Linked DNA regions of Homo sapiens: region 2 is linked to region 1. Evidence: chromatin contacts called from ENCODE Hi-C or POLR2A ChIA-PET data. All regions are on one chromosome and are shown on one strand. The core of a region is the stretch at or near the end of the contact, and the rest is flanking DNA. Distances in the headings are between cores, read along the strand shown. Region 1 overlaps GPRIN3 (GPRIN family member 3). Region 2 overlaps CCSER1 (coiled-coil serine rich protein 1).

The links. Hi-C counts contacts between places; a loop is a spot of excess contacts on that map. ChIA-PET counts read pairs that join two places held with the same protein, here RNA polymerase II (POLR2A). Pooled maps may share reads with other maps.
Region 2: a pooled map shows a loop between it and region 1 (4-fold over the local background). The contact joins two enhancer-like sites. A Hi-C loop is called at or near these places in 1 of 37 single-sample maps with no recorded cell type and 2 of 50 pooled maps. POLR2A ChIA-PET finds 5 or more read pairs at or near these places in 1 of 52 experiments (activated T-cell).

The regions. Positions count from the first base shown.
Region 1 is chr4:89,293,352-89,296,414 of GRCh38, reverse strand. The region is part of intron 1 of GPRIN3 (GPRIN family member 3); the gene reads left to right. Among named protein-coding and RNA genes, the nearest start is that of GPRIN3, 13 kb to the left of the region's middle. Within about 2 kb of position 1,739, at least 5 of the 41 ENCODE cell types and tissues checked have a DNase peak (open chromatin) inside an H3K27ac peak, as active enhancers do.
Region 2 is chr4:90,840,504-90,843,530 of GRCh38, reverse strand. The region is part of intron 8 of CCSER1 (coiled-coil serine rich protein 1); the gene reads right to left. Among named protein-coding and RNA genes, the nearest start is that of CCSER1, 710 kb to the right of the region's middle. Within about 2 kb of position 1,675, at least 2 of the 41 ENCODE cell types and tissues checked have a DNase peak (open chromatin) inside an H3K27ac peak, as active enhancers do.

The DNA.
Region 1 (3,063 bases), core at 490-2,989:
TAAAACTGTAGTTCTAATGAATTAATGGTACTCGGTAGGAGGATGAATATACCTGTCTGTCCATTTGGAAGGTGAAAATCCAATAACTGAAAAAAGCCGTGATTTCTGCCTTATTTTTTTAGTTCCTTAATTAGCAATTGATTTTTTTTTCTAGTAAAAGAAAATGGACAGAAATCACCTAGAGGCATTAGTCTTATTACTGGACCCTTTTTATCACTCTGGAATGTCTTTACCACCTCATGTCATTTCAGAATTCAAACTCTTTGTTCCCGGAGGTAACACAGTAGAGAGCACTGCTTTTCAGACTGCAGATTTCCAGCAGTGACCTGTGAGAGGATCTTACGTAGTATACAGATTTGCTTTGGATTTTAATACTTATAAATTTATTTAAATGTAGAAATATGTTCAGAACACATTTCAAAGTATATTTTTAAAAATATATGCTACAAAAAATAATATAACAAGTACATCAAACCTGTAATTTCACAGATGTTATTTTTTAGGGCAAGGCTAATGTTTTCAACCAGTGCACCAGTTAAAGTCAATTTAATGAAAAATATTGAGTTAAAAAAAATGGTTTAGATAGGAAGCACATGAGGCTAAAATCATGAAATGGGTACACAAATGTCACAGTCCCTGAAAGTGGAACATGAAGGCATGTCATTGCCCACAGCACCTCAGGTCCTCTCTAGAAATGAGAGGGCTGGTCCAGAAATCCCTAAGAGCAATTCTAGCTCTGATGCCCCACCACTTGTTTTTTTTTAAATCTTGCTTGTTTTCTTCTTCATTCACAGGCTTATTTTCTGAATTTTAGGCCCATTCTGCCTTTGTTGGAACCCAAACGGGCCCTTGTTATCTCCCCCTCTTCATCATCACCAAGCATGTATGCCTTCATTCATTTACGCATGTAGTCATTTAGCCCTACGCCCTATGGAGAGCTTATGGACTAGGTAATGTGGGCATGCAAGAAAGCTACAGAGTTCTAGACCTCTGACTTCTGTGTAAAATGAATATATTTGTCTGTGTTTCACATTGAAGTTAAAGCCCTTGAATGAAAGGCCTGGACTTCTGCCATCATCTTGTCTTTGTAGATCTTGGACAAATAAGAGATATTCAATGGAAGACCCCTTCATTGATAAAATGCATTATCAAGGCTCACGTTACAAATTTAAAATGTGTGTTGCTGTAAATATAAGTGCATAATGTGTGAGAATGGAAAAAAGGGGGGTCTACATTTCCTAGCTAGAAATGTCTAATTCTTGGGTCGTTTTGAATACAAAGGGAAAAAATTAGTACTTTCGTGTTTTGGAGTAGTCGTTAATACATCTTTGGTCTGTTAGAAATCTTTATAAGTCTGAGTCATATGAGGAATTTTAACACTTGTCAGTTTTTTGAGCTTTTTGTAAACATCAGCTACATTGAGAGGTGCACCAAGTTTCAATAGTGCTTATTGCTTTTTCATATAATTAAACTCCAAACACATGGTTAAAGTATATGATTATTTTTCCTTGGGAATTTGTCCTTGAGAAACTTTGTTAAGATGTTTTAAAGCACTTGAGTGTGGTGAGTATAAATTGTCACAAACGTTTATGTGATGTCAATGGAGCTGTTTTATGCTTGCCAGTAATTCATAAGATTTTGCTATAGTGGTGAAAAGGATATAGCAGTGGTTTCCTGCTGGAGTTTCTATATAACAGTGAGAAAAGCATCAGAGGATGTAGTTGGTTGTGGTTGTTTGCTCATACCCTGCTGCTCTTTTCTTTTTTGTAAAAAACAGGAAGCTGAAATGTGTTCTTTACTTAGTTCAATTGATGTTTAATAAGGACTTATCTGTGTGCCAGTATGGGAGGATGTAAAAATGAGAAGATGCATCCCTGCCTTTAAAGACCATAAAATCTTCAGAAATTATGTAAAACATTAGGAATTTAAGTAAAAAGGTCGAAGTGCTTCATGGCAGTATTTATTTATTCTCAATGCACATACAGTATGATAAAAATTGATTAACTGAAATTGGTTTCAATTTTCTTTCTTAGAGGAGTTGGGTCTCATTTTGTCACCCAGGCTGGTCTTAAACTCCTGGGCTCAGCTGATTCTCCCACCTTTGCCTCCCAAAGTGCTGAGATTACAAATGTGAGCCACCATGCCCAGCCTGTTTTCAAAATTTTAATGTTTAGATTTCATCATGAGTGACATAACTTTCCAAGTGTCACATTAAAACAAATTTCGAAGAAGCAGCTAATTCACTCAAGTAGTCTTTAACTCATTATTATGCCGAAGTTCAAATTAATTGTTAGTTTTTCTGTATTCTCTGGTTATGGAGCAGACTCCCAATTCCTCGGCTTACCAGTTTTGAGAGGAATTGTGTAAAAGAGCATATTCCAAGTCCCTATCCCCAAAACAAGGGAGAATAAAATAACATACTTAGGCTCAGTACATTAGTACTATTTCTTTTGACAATATCATAAATTTTAAAAAAGAAAGGCATGCACTAAAGAATATTTGTAACCAAGTACATATTCTGAATAGAAAAGATTTAATGGAATCCCTATCACTTAGAAAAGCAGAACCACTATGGTAATATGGAATAATGGATTTATTTTCAGTTTTAGACCTTGAACAATTGTGGGAGCTTTGCAGTCGCTTTCACGTCACATCTGGTATGGAGCTAAAGTCATCATAGGTTAGCAGAGCTGGCAACTGGGAAGAAAACCTAGATTTGAAGTAGAGCTGAGCAAGGGAGAACCTGCAGGAGAAAATGAAACCCATAAAGATAAACTGGAACTTGTATTTGACTCATACTTCTCCAGCCTCAATGACCCTGACTTGAACAGCCCGAAAGGGACTGGCACTCTTCACTGCAAAGCCATTCGTGCACCTGGCCCAGAAACCAAAAGAGGAGATCTGTGGGGAGCCAAATGTCCGGCAGCCTGGCTGCTGCCTGCCATGGACAAGGTGATCTGGGAGGTCAGTGAGCTGCACTTGTTGACTACACTGACCTTCAGAGCAGAATGCTGCTGTTTCACTTTTACCTTCCAAAGGTCACACAAATTTCCTTTGTAGCCA
Region 2 (3,027 bases), core at 426-2,925, 1.5 Mb before region 1:
ATTAATCTGAAGAATGAGTCAAATCTTAAAAATTTTAAATCATTTTCTAAAGCATTAAGAGCAAAATGATACCCAACTCATAAATTAATGCAGGTTAAGAATATTTTGCATTTGAAAAGTGCTTTAAACTATTTGAGGCCTAACTCTTAGTTTATTACCAGTTTCTCCTGTAACCACATTTTAATGCAGCAGATCAAAGAGCCACCTGAAAATCCGTAGGAATTACATTTACTGGATGCAGAATGGAACCAGTTTAGCAGTAAATAGCCACAATGTTACACACACTTTTTTTTTTCACTGACTCATTTAAGCCTTACCACATTACATGAAGTAGATACTATTATTACCTTTGCACTGCAGATGAGAAAACTGAAGAAATGAGAGGTTATGTAACTTGTAACTTACCCAAGGTCATGCAAATAATCCGTGGTGAAAAGTTGGGCCTTAAACCATCCAGTGCAGCTCTTAAGGGTTATTTATTAACCTGTGCTGACTCTTTTCAAGAGATGTCATCCCCTTCAAACTAAGTCTAGAAATGGCTTTCATGTGCTCTGCCAACCTAAAAGCAATTTCATAGTTCTAACAAGCAAAAGCCTCCTCACACATGTTTTTTGAGTATTGACTACAAACATGATAAAAACTGTAAATTTTTGGGAGAAAGGGAACCATTAATAATGCAAGAATGACTTTGTGAACTGGCATTGTCTTGGACAAACCAGAATACGGTTACTCTAACCATGAGGGTTCTTTGAATGACCCACTCCCTTTGCATTAGTTCCCTGAGAATCCCTGCCTATACCTTACCAGTGAACTGCATCCTTCTTATACATCTCTTTCCTGAAGGAGCTATTTTTCCTAACATTAAGCCCATTTCTTACTATTTCCTGCTTCATTTTCTGATGGTTCTCTTCAATGATCAGACATGTCAGGTCAATTACTACAGTCTCTTTTCTGCACATCCAAACCCATGCCCTATTGAACATTCCCAAATTTCCTCCTCCTTCCCTTTCTGACTCCAGTGCTGACTAAATTAGACCAGTTTCCTGTATAATCCAGATGTTGCTTCATCCCTGGACTAATCATTTCTGTACCCATTTTTGCATCTACATTCCCACTACTTTCCTATTTACTCTCTCCCTGAGAAGTTCTATCAAATTTCAACAGCAACAGATAGCCATAGAACTCACCCAATCAAGAAATTAAAATTTGAGCATACAAAAACCACTTTCTGTCTAACTTGTTCTTGACAAAGAAAAAATAACAAGAATTTTAATGAGATTATTAATGTAATAAACAATTGTCATTTTAAAAGACAGAAGAAAATATATGTTTTTGCTTTCAAAATAATTTTGCTTTGTTTAAAGATGTTTTGAATAAGAAACTAGTGAGAATAAGCTATGTTGACTAACAAATTAGTCCAGTCAAGGCTAATGAGGTGGAGTAATTAACATTTACTGAGCATAAACTAATGCCAAGCTGTGTTTTTTAATGGGAAAAAAAAAACAGAGAAATCAGTAAATACGTCAATATGCAGGAAAAGGGAAATATGAAAAGACAGACAGCAGAATGTAGATTAAACACAATAAGTTCCTATTTGTGAGTCATGCCCAAATTCTCATTCATTGGGCAACTTATAAGAATTAACTGAGAAGAGAAACCACAGTTTTTTACTTTGGAGTTTGGCTTATTGTTAGAAATAATGAATGAGAGTCAGACACACTTCCAGAGTACCAAGACAACACTCAGAAGAGGAATAATACAGCTTCACCTTGATTTATAATGTGAAAAGATTCAACCTAGCTTTTGAAAGTCTACAGAATAGAGAGAAGCACAGGTAAAGAAGAAAACTGCCCTAATAAACAGTTCTAATAGAAAATGTTTCCTGACCCAGACTATGTCAGGGAAAACATGCAAAATATTTTCTTCTTCTTCTTTTTTTTTTTTTTTTTTTTTGAGACAGAGTCTCGGTCTGTCGCCCAGGCTGGAATACAGTGGAGCGATCTCGGCTCACTGCAAGCTCTGCCTCCAGGGTTCAAGCCATTCTCCTGCCTCAGCCTCCCGAGTAGCTGGGACTACAGGCATCTGCCACCACGCCCGGCTAATTTTTTGTATTTTTAGTAGAGACGGGGTTTCATTGTGTTAGCCAGGAGGGTCTCGATCTCCTCACCTCGTGATCTACCCGCCTCGGCCTCCCAAAGTGCTGGGATGACAGGCGTGAGCCACTGTGCCTGGCCAAATATTTTCTTCTTTATTAAGCATTGTCTTCTATGTTTGTTTCTACCCTTGCTGCCACATTCCTGCTTTCTTAAGAATGAGTTATCTAAGTCACAAACTAATATTTTAATAAACTTTGTTTTTCAGAAGACATGCCATTCTCAAGCTTCTACATTGGCTGAGGTTTTCAGATACTGATCTTATCTGCCAAAGTGCAGGAAAAGCATCATTTAGTGACAACTTACTCTAGCTGCTGACTCAGTATCTCTAGAATACAGGTAAAAATCTCAAAAATCTCAATCAGGACATGTCAGGGCATGGTGTTTTAGAGCTGTAGGGAATCTTAGGTAATCTGCTTTATGTAACTATTATGCAATACATGATACTGTCTACTTGCAATTTTTAGAAGTTGTTTTAAGAGGTTGAAAATTTTTTTCTGCCTTCTTATTCAGATGTCATTTTACCAGCCTGAAGAAGAATTTACTCTCTGATGAGAAATGCCACAATTGCCAGCAAAATTCACAGTGACTTGCATACAAGGTTATAACTATTAAAAAAAAAAAGAGTAAGGAGCTTTACAGCTTTCATGGATGAGGGTGCTTCTTGCTGCAATATAGTGTTTTCCCTCTGTTGATATGCTTTAAGCTATATGCATAGGCACTGTAGTGAGGACATAAAATATATGAACTATGAAACATTTTGAATATTGACATTTTCAATTATTTTTTAATACTCATAAAACCTTACTCCTGAATTTGCTGAAATGCAGGGCGGTCTACTTCAGTTCATTAGATACCTAGTGGGAGGATGTAA